Linked DNA regions of Mus musculus: region 1 is linked to region 2. A link is a contact called in ENCODE Hi-C or POLR2A ChIA-PET data. All regions are on one chromosome and are shown on one strand. The core of a region is the stretch at or near the end of the contact, and the rest is flanking DNA. Distances in the headings are between cores, read along the strand shown.

Region 1 (6,922 bases), core at 2,380-4,879, 47 kb after region 2:
ACCACATTCTCCCAGCAACTTTATTTTATATATTTTCCTTATGTGTATCTGTGCACCACAGGTGAGCTGGGCTTTGCCCGCAGAGGCCAGAAGAGGCTTTGGATGCCTTGAAACTTGGAGTTTCAAGATGATTGTGAACCACAACATAGGTTCACATCATAGGTTCTGGGGATCAAGTCTGCATCCTCTAAAAGAGCAAAAAATGCTGTTAACTACTGAGATATTTCTCTAGCCCCTGAGGGTTTTTTTGTTTAAAGATTGATTTGTTTATTTTGTGAGACAGGATCTCACTATGTAACCCTGGCTAACCAGAAACTCATAGAGATCCACCTGCTTCTGCCTCCTGTATGCTGGAATTAAAGGTGTGCGATAGCATTCTCGGACAGGTTTTTTTTTTTTTTTTTTTAGTAATGTGTGTGGGTATAGGTGCTTTCAGGGGCCAGAAGAGATGGTTGTATCTCTTGGAACTATAGTTATAGGAGCCTGAGCCACCTGACATGGGAACTGAGATCTGAACTTGAGTCTGAATAAGAGAACTCAGCTGTTATAACTCCTGAGCCATCTCTGTCCCTGTCACAGTTGATTTTAATACATTATCGGTGTAATCCACGTGAGTGCTGATTGCTTGTGTCACCTTAACTGGCCTGTCACCTTTTGATAAGGTCAGTTTGGCACTCTACCTGCTTTGTCTGTTCTTTGGTTCTCTGGGATCCCACGTCCTCTCTGTGGGGATGGATAGTCAGTCATTAGAAGGCAAAATCTCAGACAGTATATGGTGGTGTGCATCCTACAATCCCAACACTTGAGAAGTTGAGGCAGGAGGACTCCAAGGCCTAACAGACGGTTAAGGCTTAGGTTCTTAGGGTGAATTTACAGTCTGTAGGTTACTGAGGACCGTGTGTGTGTATGTGTGTGTGTGTGTGTGTGTGTGTGTGTGTGTGTGTGTGAGAAGCAAACTAGGTTCCCCCTAATGTTTCCCATTCTGACAGCTTGGATGGCCTGCACTATCCCTAGTGTGTGTCTTCATTTCTATCATAGTGGTCTTTTCTGAAGTGTTAGCCTGGGCTGCTGTAAGTCAGGACTGTTTGTCTTTGTTGCTGTGGTCTCAGTTTTGAAACTCCAAGTATGGGCTTCAGAAATTATCAGTGTCAGCTCTCCCTAACTCCTTCAGTCTGACTACCACTTGTTCCAAGACAGTTTGAAGGGTGGGGCTGTAGCTCAGGTAGAGAGTGCTTGCCCAATGTGGATAAGACCCTGGGCTCAGCCCCTTGCACTATGAAAACAAAAAGAACTTGGTTCTTTTTTTTTTTTTTTTTTTTTTTTTTGCTTCCCCCTCCCATAGGACCTCATCCCACCCCACCCCACCCCACCCACCCCCACACATGTTGGCTTTACTTTTCTTTTACGAGGATGTGAAACATATCCCTGGCTTTGAAAGTCACAACAAAAGGAGAAACCCAGGCGAGGGTGTTCTTTTCTAATCTCATTTCTGTGCTGAGCCAGCTCACCTTTGTTGTCACAGATCCCAGCATGGTCAGCGCCTACATGTACCCAACAGGTGCCCCTGGGGCACAGGCAGCCCCTCAGGCCCAGGCCGGGCCCACCACCAGTCCTGCCTACTCCTCCTACCAGCCCACACCAACCCCAGGCTACCAGGTATGTGGGCACCCAGCATCTACACCCAGCCGTTGCCTGTTCCTCATCTTTTCCCTCACCTCACTGCCTTCCTTCCATAGAGCGTGGCTTCTCAGGCCCCACAGAGCCTCCCAGCCATCTCACAGCCTCCACAGACCAGCAACATAGGCTACATGGGGAGCCAGCCAATGTCCATGGGCTACCAGCCGTACAATATGCAGGTAAAGAGACCTAGTCTTTGCTAGGCACAGAGGGCTATCCCAGGCAGGCCCTCTCCTCCTTGCTCTCGCTTCTGCTTTCTTCCAGCCAGGAGGGTCTGTTTGTGTCTGGTCACAGATAACTCAGTGTCGGGCTCCATCTTACTTCCCACAGAATCTCATGACCGCCCTTCCCGGGCAGGATGCGTCTCTGCCAGCCCAGCAGCCCTACATCCCAGGGCAGCAGCCCCTGTACCAGCAGGTGAGCCGTCTCCCAGCGGCCTGCCCTTGGACTTCTGAGCTTCCTTTGATCCCTTGCACTGGGTGCATCAGGGGCTTTGCTCAGCAGACAGAATCATGACATGCCATTAAGTGCACGTATGTACACATGCGTCCATATTGCACAGGAGACAAGTTTACAAGAGATCACACGTGCCATTGCCATATTGGTAACAACCTGATCTACTATGTGCTAAGGTGAAGCTTGTTCTAAGCCGAAGGTTTTGTTTGTGAAGGGGGGTGATGAGCCTATCTGCTCTTTCTCTCCAGATGGCCCCCAGCACCGGCCCTCCCCAGCAGCAACCCCCTGTGGCCCAGCCAGCGCCTACACAGGGACCGCCAGCACAGGGCAGTGAGGCCCAGCTCATCTCCTTTGACTGACCTTGAGTCTGGCGCTCACCATGCAGAGTAACACTACAGTTCACCAGAAACCACTTATATGTCTAACTAGCCATTCCTCCCCTATTACTGCCCTGTAGTGTCCCTTCTGTGAGCAAGGGGTGGGCCTTCCCCCTTGGCCCTCTTCCCTGTCCTCGGTGGTCTGGCTCCTATCACTGGTTCCCTGCTTCAGTCCTGATGCCGTCTGACCTCCCCGGGACTGGGGCTCTGCAGGGCAAGTAGAACCTTCTCTGGAGAGTGCCCGGCTGTGTTGGGTGCCACAGGTGAATGCTGTGGGGATGCTTAGCCTGGCCCGGAGTCTGATGTGAACTAACTGTGTGGTGTCCAGGCCTGGCCCTGGTACCCAGAAGAACCATGTGGCTCCTGCACAGCAAGGGTAGAAGCTTTAGGTATCTCTGTCTCCCCTTCTCCTTGGATGTCATCTCTCAGTGCAGAGCAGTGAAAATAAAATGTATTTCAAAACTCTCATGATTGATTGTTCGGGCAGCAGGCTGGGTTGGACCAACAATTTAATAGTCTGCATCTGTTGTGGAGTGTGCTGGGTACTGGCTGAGAAACCGTGGACTTGCCAACAGTCTCCTTCCTGGTGGGGATTCTGCAGACTCATCTGGTGCAGGATACATCACCAGGCGGGTGAGGAAGGGTGCAAACGCGGGCTTTTGCAGCCCAACTGCCCTCAGGATTACCCACTGCTTAAGGTTTTAGCTCTCAATAGCTCACCCTGAAATATACGGTTCAACCTGACTTCTGTGAGGTCTCAAGTTTTGCTCTTTCCCTCCCCGCTAAGCGCCCGCCTTAGTGTGCACTCAAAGGAGGCGGTTCCGCCTAGTGAGCTCTTGGGAGGACTCCAGGCCCTTCCTTCTCCTAGGTTTAGAGTACTGGGCTCCTGAGGTTGCTAACCTCTTGGACCACTGAGTTGAATTCAAGGGGCTATGAGTTCCGTAGGTAAAGGGGTGGGGGCGCCTACTTATTCCCCTGGCGAGACAAAGGCGTGCGGAACACGACTGATGGAGAAAGCGCCAACCCAGTATTGTCTCCGCGCCTGCGCGTCGCACCGCCTAGTGCGTAATACCAGGAGCCAACCCGGGCTAGAGCGGCCCGGACAGCTCGCCTCCTCCCGGATAGAGCGTCGCTTCCGCTTAGAGCCGCGTGTGACCTTCCCGCTTGCGGAGCTATGCTGCCGGTGGCGGCTAGCCGCTGCCTGTGGGGGCCACGGCTTGGACTCCGGGGGGCAGCGCTTCGCCTTGCCAGGTAAAGCGGTGGTCTAGAGCGCCATTGCCGGGGCGGCGGGCAGGAAGTAGGTTCAGAGGGAAGGGGTGACGGGCGCATCGCCACCTTCCGCGGCCCAGCCTGCGGGGCGTGGAGAGGGCGGCTCGGCCTGGGCGACCTTGGGTGCAGGTACCTTTCGTCCCCAGCTTCCCGCCGCTGAGACCCATCGCCGTGGTCGGCAGCATAGCCCGAGCCCCGTGCTTTGGAAGGCTTGGTGCAGCACTGTGCACCCGCCAGGCTGATGTATTCCATTCAACCAGAAGCCTGCCGTTCTGGGCAGTATTGCAGACATAGTCGTGGGCTCCTGAGGCTCTATGGGAAATGTAGGAAAGCTTTTTCGGGTCCCTTAACCCCAGCTTGTGGAGCCTGGCCTCAGCGGTGGCAGACTGAGCACATGGATCTTGTACCCTTGAGTCTCCCGTTTTTTCTGATCTAACGGCTGTTTGCCTGGGGTAGGCAACAGATGCCCAGCGTCTGTGCAGCGCGGCAGTTGAGAAGCAGCAGCCACCGAAGGAGTGAAGCACTCGCCGGCGCACCTCTGGATAATGCTCCCAAAGAATACCCCCCCAAGATCCAGCAGCTGGTCCAAGACATTGCCAGCCTTACGCTCCTGGAGATCTCAGACCTCAACGAACTCCTGAAGGTATTAGGAGAGATCGGCACAGGCCAGGACTAAAGTCCCTGCCTTCTAGTTGTATTTTTACCAAACAAAGGTCAGAGGTCCCTGTCTCTTCTGGGGTGTTTTGGGAGTTTGGTAAATTATCAAATGTACTTTCCTAGGTGGTAGGGCCAAATAGGCTTGTACCTCCATTTGTACCTCCATTTAGGGTTTGATAAGCAGCCACTGAGACCTCTCCTTCATCCTACAGAAAACATTGAAGATCCAGGATGTCGGCCTTATGCCAATGGGTGGCATGGTGCCTGGTCCCGTCTCTGCTGCAGCACCGGCCTCTGAGGTGAGCCTAGGCCACAGGAAGACCCAGTTCTGTGTGCCCAGTTAACTGCCCGACTCAATAACTTAGGTATTTCCCTGTTCCTCCTTGAGTCTGTAGCTGTAATCCCTGTGTTCTGCTGTGGGCTCCCTGCAATAGCTTTGGGAAATTTTCTGCCGAAGGCATTCGAGATCTTTACTAGTGCGTGCATGTGTGTGGGTGTGCATGAGCAGGGGGTGGTCAAAGGTCAGCTTTTGGGGGTTCTCCCCTTCCGCATGGGTTCTGGGGATCAGGACCTCGATTCTGTAAGCTAGCTTTCCTTCTGCCCTCTGAGCTACACTGGTGGGAAAAATGATCTGAAGAGAGGAAACGGTACGCCAAACAGTGCAGCAGTCTTGAGTATTATTAAAAGTAGGGAGGGCACAGAGATGTTGTGGGAGAGTGCCTGCCTCAAGTGCACTGCACCAATTTGGACAGGTAGGGAAGAGACTTGGAATTTCGAGGAAGGCCTCTACAACATGACAATGTTGAATCAAACTTGAAGGTGTTGAGGAAGAGAAAGCAAGGTGTTTCTCAAAGAGTTCTGGCTGACAGAGGGTTTCCAAGTGATTTTTTTTTTTAAAGATTTATTTATTTATTATATGTAAGTACACTGTAGCTGTCTTCAGACATTTCCAGAAGAGGGAGTCAGATCTCATTAAGGATGGTTGTAAGCCACCATGTGGTTGCTGGGATTTGAACTCACGACCTTCGGAAGAGCAGTCGGTGCTTTTAACCGCTGAGCCATCTCTCCAGCCCTCCAAGGGATATTTAAATTTTGAGTGGGAGAAGCCAGGCAGTGGTGGCACACATCCTAACATTTGGGAGGCAGAGACAGACAGATTTCTGAGTTCGGGGTCAGCCTGGTCTATAGAGTGAGTTCCAGGACAGCCAAGGCTGTACCAAGAAACCCTGACTTGAAAAACCAGGGGGAAGAAATCTGAAGGGAGGGCCAGGCAAGGTAGCATACACTTTTAATCTCAGCACTTGGGAAGTAAATGCAGGCAGATCTCTGAATTCTCAGCCTTCCAGGGCAACGCAGTGAAACCCTATGTCAGATAAGTGCTGCTTAGTTTGTGTGTGTGCCACATGTATGTGGGTAGCTAGCGAGGTCAGAAGAGAGTGTGGGGTCCCTTAAGCTGGAGGTGAAGGCTGTTGTTACCAGCCTGACATGGGTGCTGGGAACTGAACTCAGGCTCCTATGAACAACAGAGTGTACTCTTAGCTTCTGAGCCATTTCTCCAGCCCAGACTTCACTTTTAAAGCAAGGCTAGGTCTCATTGCCTAAGCTGGAGTGCCTTTGAAAAAGGTCATAACTGTATCAGGATGCAGGCCCAATCCAGTTGTGTCCCAGATGGTGGGGCTCAAAGCTGGGACCACAAGAATAAGGCTTGAAATAGTTGTCACTCTAGCCGGGCCTGTAGTGTATGCCTTCAAACCCCAGCACTCAGGAGGCAGGTGAAACTGTTTGACCCAACCTGGTCCATAAAGTGAGTCCCAGGTCACCTAGGCCTGTCACGTAAAGAAACCCTGTCTCAACCCTCCCCTCCCATTCCACCCCCTCAAAAATGGTTCTGTCGTTGTCGTGGCTGAGGATTGAGGTAGTCCTGATGTTTCTGTAACCATTTATTATCTGCAAAGCATTTGTTATTCTCCCTGCCTTGTAGGTTCCAATTGCTGGTTACCTATATATGCGTGCGTGCGTGCGTGTGCGTGCGTTCACAAGGAAGCCTCCGTGTTCAAGCACCACTTACCTCATTTTTAGACACGTTCTTTCCCTCGGCCTGGAACTTGTTGATAAGGCTAGGCTGGGTAGCCAGTGGGCCCTTGGGTCCTGTTGTGTTCCTTGTCAGTGCTGGGTCACAGGCACAAGCTACTGTGCCTCATTTCTTTTTCATGGGCTCCAGGGATCCACTTCAGATCCTCAAACTTGCAAGACAAACATCTACCCAGCCCCATCAATTACAATCTTTAAGAGATGTAAAATGAGCCGGGCAGTAGCGATGCACACCTTTAATCCCAGCACTCTGGAGGCAGAAGCAGGCAGATCTGAGTTGAGGCCAGCCTGGTCTACAGGACAAGTTCCAGGATATCCAGGGCTACACAGAGTAGACTCTGTCTCACAAATTCCAAAAGCACACAGGGACACCGCCGTAGAGGATGGCAAAGGGA
Region 2 (6,930 bases), core at 1,515-4,014:
AGACAAGTTTCAAACCCTTAGGAACCTGACCCAGGTTCCTAAATCCTGGGATTACAGGCCTATGCCACAATGCCTTGCTTACCAAAGAAGAATTCTAAAGTGTAAAGTCACTCTACCTGATGGGAGTCTGGGTTTAAGAAGAAAGAACCATGTACTGAGAAAAGTTTTGGATTAACCTCTGACAGGCTGCAAAAGGGAATACATGGAACAGACAGATTTGGCCATGTGGAAAACACAGACTCTTAATGTTAGAAGTGGGGCTGGAGAGATGGCTCAGCAGTTAAGCACTGGCTGCTCTTCTAGAGGTCCTGAGTTCAATTCCCAGCAACTACATGCTGGTTCACAACCAGTCTATACTGGCATCTGATGCCCTCTTCTGACATGCAGGTGTACATGCAGACAAAAACAAAATACATAAATAAATTTAAAAATAAAAAAGTCAAATGTGTGGAAACAAGCAGCAGTAGCTCCACGTATCTGGGAAGCTGAGGAATTTGAGCACTGAAGATAGAAGACAGCCTGGACAACATAGCTGAGTCTGGGTCACAACGTAAAAAAACAAAAACAAACAAGCAAACAAAAAAAAAAAACCCAAAAAGATCAAAATTAAAAGAATAGACATTTTCTTGGGGGCTGGAGAGATGTCTCAGCAGTTAAGAGCACCGACTGTTCTTCCAAAGGTCCTGAGTTCAAATTCCAGCAAGCACATGGTGGCTTACAATCATCCGTAATGAGATCTGACGCCCTCTTCTGGTGTGTCTGAAGACAGCTACAGTGTACTTACATATAATAAATAAATAAATCTTTTTAAAAAGAAAAGGAAAGAAAAGAAAAGAAATTTTCTTGGAAGAGTGGTTGAGTTTTTAACATTATTCCTACAGAAATTCTTTGAAGACCCCCTTTGAATTCAAAACAAACACGCCTGGAGAGGTGGCTCAGCAGGTACACACACTCACTCTCTGCTCCCGCAGAGCATCTCAGTTCAGTCCCCAGGATCCACAATTGCCTGCCTATAACTTAAGCCCTAGGGGATCCAACACCTTTAGCTTCTAGCAACAACTGCCCTCATGTGTTCACACCCACATATACACATAATTCTTTCCAAATGAGGCTAGTGAGCTGGCTTATGCACAAAGAGCACTGCTTGCTCTTCCAGGGGAACTGGTTCAATTCCCAGCACCCACACAGTCTCTCCCAGCCTGTTCCTGAGGATCCAAAGCCTACTCTGCCCTCCTTAACAACCAGTTGTGGTACACATAGATGAAGGTAAAGCGCCCATACACATAAAATAAATACATAGGTCTTAAAAGCAAAACTCCTAAAATCAACTTCTGAAGAGTATATTAATTCCTTACAACCTGAGAAAGTCGATTTAAGACCCACTGATGCCCAAGTCAGCCTTTGGAACACCTGAACACACTGCTTAACCTCAGTAAAGAGCATTTAAATAAATAGAAATTTAAAAAGCGGATTGACCTACTGATACCTCACCTATTTCTAGGCAAGTCATCTGTGATGGTAAATTTAAGTTTTAAAACTAAGTCAGCCTTTCTTTCTCAGGTTTCTCTGCATCGTCTGCATCCAGGATAGAAAATACAGAGAACAGAAGACCCCTAAATGGAGCTGTGAGGAAAGAGAAGCTGCCCTCAGAGAAAAGCCTTAACTCTTAGCCTGCCATAAATGTCTGCAGTGAGATAAGTGAGGTGGGAGGATGTCAAGGTCAAGGATGGCCTGGGACAAAGTAGTAAGACTGTCTCAAAACACAAACAAAACTCAAGAGCTATACTTCCCTGGAAATCCAGAGAGATGTGATGTTCTCGAATGCAGGAAACCACTGAAGAGCTGTTTCAGGCCTAAGGCAACCACCATGATTCCGATCCCATGGAAATCCCCAATATTCCTCCATGTTGGCCCTAGTTATTCTGTCAGAACGGGTCTGTTACTCCTATCACTTCCCAACCCCTGCCACATATGCTCTGGAGAGAAACTCCCACAGGTTAACAAACGGCTGGTTTTCCTCTCCTTTTACTGACTTATTTCATGGGGCTGGGGGTGACAGTCTCTACTGTCAGGCTAAAAGTGAAATCGGCCTTCTTTATGACACTCCTTTTAAACAGGTGGTCGTCAAGTCGCCTGTGTCAAAGAGGAGCCAATCCCGCCTGTTTTGGGTTGGCCCCCATGGCCGCGTCCTCTGTGGGAAAAGGGTTCCCCTAATGATGCCCTTTTCTTCTCCGGTCGACTCTTCCGGAGTGAAATCGTGACGAGGCACTGTCGGGATGGAGGAGGAGAGAAGGACGTACCGGGCTTCGGGGCCTGGGAGGAGGCCGAGGTCCCTCAGAGCAACCTGCAGCAGCGGGGAAGAAGAAGGCCGCTCCGTTCCGACCGCTCGGCCTCCTTCCCGCCAGCCTTTCCGGGCTCGGCCAGGGCAGGTACCTCCTCAAACCCGGGGCGAGCGAGGAGGAGCCACCGGCTCCGAGCACCGTCCGGCGCTGGCCCGCCCAGGACACCCGCAAATCTGCTGCCTCATCCCAGCGCCCCGCTCCCTCCCGGCCGCCGCACTCACGATGCTCTCGGCCATGGCGGCCGCTCCAGTCTCCGGGCTCGGGCCCCGGGCTCCCGCCGCCTGTCTCCCCAAGGGCCTCGCAGCCCCGGCCTCGGCCTCAGCCCCGGCCCCGGCCTCCCGCCGCCGCCGCCACCGCCGCTCCAGCTTCGCCGCCCGGCTCCGCCAGTGCCGATGTCCGGTGCTTCGCTCAACACACTCCGCCAGGCGGAGAGAGAGGCGAAACAAGGTTCCGGCCCCGCCAACGGCCGCGCGCATGCGCCAAGTGGTGCCGCGCGTCCCTCGTCCGTGCCCCCTCGCCCCCCACCCCCTTCCCCTAGGCTGGGCCCAGGACCCTGGGTTCAGAAGACTGTGACAGGAGAGCCATATTCCTGAAAGTTCGAGCAATGAAAAAAAGCTGCAAGAAAAGGCGAGCGTCGAGATCTCGCTCAAATATAACCGTTACGGAAGTTTTGTACTGTCTTCACAATTTTCCAGCAATGAGCTGGAGTTTCTCCCTTTGTACTGAACTTTGTAACTGCATATGATTTGAAGTAGAAGACTTTTGAAATTTCTTAAGAGGCTAAACGCCTCCGAATTTTTATTTGATTTTTTTGTTGGTTTTTTTTTTTTTTTTTTTTTTTGGCTTCTGTTTTTTTTTTTTTTTTTAAGACAGGGTCTCACTAAATACAACCTTGGCTGTAGACCAGGTTGGCTTGGAACTCACAGTGCTGGGCCTGCCTCAGTGCTGGGATTGAAAGGCAGGCCCCCTTTCCTGCCTCCGATGGTTCGATTTATGAGTGTACTAAACTCCGATTATGTTTTAGACTGTTTTATTTATTTGTTGTTTTAGATATAATATATTTTACTGTGTACATTATATATTGTATATAATGTATATTTATACAATATGTTTTATTGAAAGAACTTGTTAAGACATAGTGTTGGCTGTCCTGGATCTAGCTCTGTAAACCAGGCTGGCCTTGAACTAACAGAGATCCACCTACCTCTGCCTCCCCAGTGCTGGGATTAAGGTTCTGTACCACCACCACCCAACTAAACTTTTTTTTAAAGTTTTTAATATATTTTATATGTATAAATGTTTTGCCTGCATGGATTTGGCTGCACCACAAGTGCCTGATACCTGAGAACATCAGAAGAGGGAGTGGATCCCTTGGAACTAGAGTTTCAGATGATTGAGACCCACCATGTGGGTACTGGAAACCAAAACCAAATCCTCTGGTACAGCACCAAGCACCACTCCAGCCCTGACCTTGAACTTTCGATCTACCTGACTCTGCCTCCTCTTGCTGGGGTTACAGGAGTGTGTCATCACACCCAATTCTGTGGACACTGCGGTAAAACCCAGGCTTCTTAGGAAAGCTCTCTACAAAGTTGTGCACATCCAAGGCCCATTTCTATCCTCGTCTCATGTAGTCCAAGCTGGTTTCAAGTCTGAAATCTTCCTATCTGCTTCCTGGGTGATGGGATTATAGGTGTACACCCCCACACCCGGCTCCCCTCTTAAGTCCATCGAACCATCACTGTCAATGTCAGTGCTGATAACACACAGTTCTGTAACCTCTGTTATTTAATTTGGGCTTATTCATTCCATCAACAAAATTTACTGCATGCTAACTTTGTGTGTGTGTGTGTGTGTGTGTGTGTGTGAGAGAGAGAGAGAGAGAGAGAGAGAGACACGGCCTTTACATTTGGGGGTAGAGGAGGACATAGGCTCCCACCTTGGACCAGTTACCCCACAGGAAGATCAGCTTGCAAGTGTGTAACATGAAGTGGATGTTAACGATGAATTTACGACCAGAGTAAGGACAGAAGTGGAGGGTGAGATAGACGTTAAAATAAGATGACCAGGAGAAGCCGGGCATGGTGGCACACATGCCTTTAATCCCAGCACTCAGGAGGCAGAGGCAGGCAGATTTCTGAGTTCGAGGCCAGCCTGGTCTACAAAGTGAGTTCCAGGACAGCCAGGGCTACACAGAGAAACCCTGTCTCAAAAAGAAAAACACACACACACACACACACACACACACACAAAGATGATCAGGAGCTGGAGAGATGGCTCAACTGTTGAGAACATTGACTTCTCTTCCAGAGGTCCTGGGTTCCACTCTCAGCATCACCAAGGTGGCTCACAACCTGCTGTAACTCCAGTTCCAGGGGATCCAATGGCCCCTTCTGGCATGAAGACTAAACACATACACATACACACACACACATATACACACACATATACACACACATATGATGGAATGGTCAGGGGGCCAAGTGAATCAAAGTTCATACCAAGCCAGATGACTTGAGGTTACCCCTAAACTCGCAAAGTGGAAGGAAAAACAAATTCTTGAACATTGTCTTCTGACCTTCACACACACATTAGAGCACACAGACACACACAGATACACACAGGCACACACAGACAGGTACACAGAGGCACACAGGCACACACACACAGGTACACACAGATATACACAGGCACACAGACACACACACAGGTACACACAGGCACACAGACAGACACAGACAGGTACACACAGGCACACAGGCACACACACACAGGTACACACAGATATACACAGGCACACAGACACACACACAGGTACACACAGGTACACAGACAGACACACACAGGTACACACAGGCACACACACACAGGTACACACAGGCACACAGACACACACACACACAGGTACACACAGGCACCACACAGGCACACACAGACACACACACACACACACTTTTCTTTAAGGTTGGGCTGAGTGTGATAGCGCATACTTTTAATCCCAGCACTTTGGAAGCAGAGATAGGTGATGCTCTGAGCTCAAGGCTAGCCTGGTCTACATAGCAAGTTCCAGGACATCCAGAGCTAAACAATAAGACCCTGTCTCAAAATGAAATAATAAAATAAAATAAAGATGGCTAGGGTTGACAGAACCTAGACACACCCGGGAAGAAGGAACTTCAGGTGAAGCCTTGATCACATTGCTTTCTGTGGTCTTACTGTGAGAGTCTGTCCTGACGGACAGTTGTGAAAAGGCTGCTCCACTACTGGTAGCACCATATCCTAGGCAGGTAGGCCCAAGATCTGTAACAAAGCTAGCTGAGCATGAGTCAGAAAATAGGCCGGGGACGGGGAACAGTATTTCTCTATAGCCTTTGTCTCCATCCCTTCGTCCAGGTTCTTCCTTGAGTCCCTAGCTGACTTCCTCTCTGTGGAACATAGTCATCTGCAAAGACACCTTTAGAAGTCCTACCTGTGCTGCCTTTTCACTGGCCGCCAGGGCCATCAGGGTCCTGGTGCTTTTGCCGCCCTGGCCCAGGTATATGCTAACATGCCCAGCCTGAATATTTCATACAAGAGGAATTGAATAAAATGTGACTTTAGCCAGGTAGTGGTGGTGCATGTCTTTAATCTTAGCATTTGGGAGGCAAAGACAGGAGGAACTAAGTTCGAGGCCAGCCTGGTTTAGCAAGGACTACACAGAGAACCACTGCCTTGAAACCCAAACAAACAAAAGAAAGAATGTAGAGCCTTTTTGCAAAAATTGCACGCACACACCACAGTAGGGCTATAACTCTGTGAGGTCCTAGATTTCATCCTCAACACTGTGGGTGGGGAGGATGTTGAGAGCTTTGGGTACTGCTTCTAGGAATTTGGCATCTGTCACTGGGCTTGGACAAGGAAGTAGGCTGAGGTAAGAATATTAGAAACAGAGACCACGGGGCTTTGTGTACTGCTTTGATGAATTACTGCCTTGTGTGATCTCTTTGCTTACTACTTTACTTAGTGACTATCTTTTTTTATTTTTTATTTGAGACAGGGTTTCTCTGTGTAGCCCTGTCTCTGTGGCTGTCCTGGAACCCACTCTGTAGACCAGGCTGGCCTTGAACTTAGAAATCTGCCTGCCTCTGCCTCCCAAGTGCTGGGACTAAAGGCGTGCCCCACCACTGCCTGGCTTCTTAATTATTACCTTGTGTGACCTCCTTGTTTGCTACTTCACTTGATTACTTTGTCTTTGATCTAAGAGCTGACCATGTTTTTTGGATGCACCTAGGATGCTATACAAGCAGGCTGGAGCGACATGAAGCTGTTCCAGCCTCAGCACAGGCTGGAGTCAGGGTATCATTTTCTCTAACTGTTTTTTTTTCTTTTCAATCCTCACTCCCTCACTTGAGACCCTGCTGACTGAATGAGCTGGCTTGGTCAGGGGAAGAAAAAAAATGGGGTGTTGCTGCTGCTGCTGCTGCTGCTGCTGCTGCTGCTGGAAGACACTGGAGGGCTCCAGGCAACAGTGAGTGCAGTGGAGATGGGGTTATGACAAAGGCCGGGATGCACAAGTGCTAGGCCATTCGATTGTCTGGCATATAAAGTT

The links. A loop is a pair of places that touch in the nucleus more often than their neighbours do. ChIA-PET counts read pairs that join two places held with the same protein, here RNA polymerase II (POLR2A).
Region 1: POLR2A ChIA-PET joins it to region 2 with 15 read pairs in Patski. The contact joins the promoter of Mrpl12 here to the promoter of Nploc4 in region 2. A Hi-C loop is called at or near these places in 1 of 37 maps with a recorded cell type or tissue (CH12.LX). POLR2A ChIA-PET finds 5 or more read pairs at or near these places in 4 of 5 experiments (Patski and embryonic stem cell).

What each region holds. Positions count from the first base shown.
Region 1 is chr11:120,481,008-120,487,929 of GRCm38, forward strand. Mrpl12 (mitochondrial ribosomal protein L12) reads left to right here and starts at 3,630. Exons shown (of 5, transcript NM_027204.3): 1 at 3,630-3,761; 2 at 4,236-4,422; 3 at 4,649-4,735. The coding sequence starts at 3,685. It overlaps Hgs (HGF-regulated tyrosine kinase substrate), which reads left to right. Exons shown (of 22, transcript NM_008244.3): 19 at 1,523-1,656; 20 at 1,737-1,856; 21 at 2,008-2,094; 22 at 2,382-2,977. The coding sequence ends at 2,492.
Region 2 is chr11:120,434,936-120,441,865 of GRCm38, forward strand. Nploc4 (NPL4 homolog, ubiquitin recognition factor) reads right to left here and starts at 2,765. Exons shown (of 17, transcript NM_001195023.1): 1 at 2,564-2,765. The coding sequence starts at 2,578.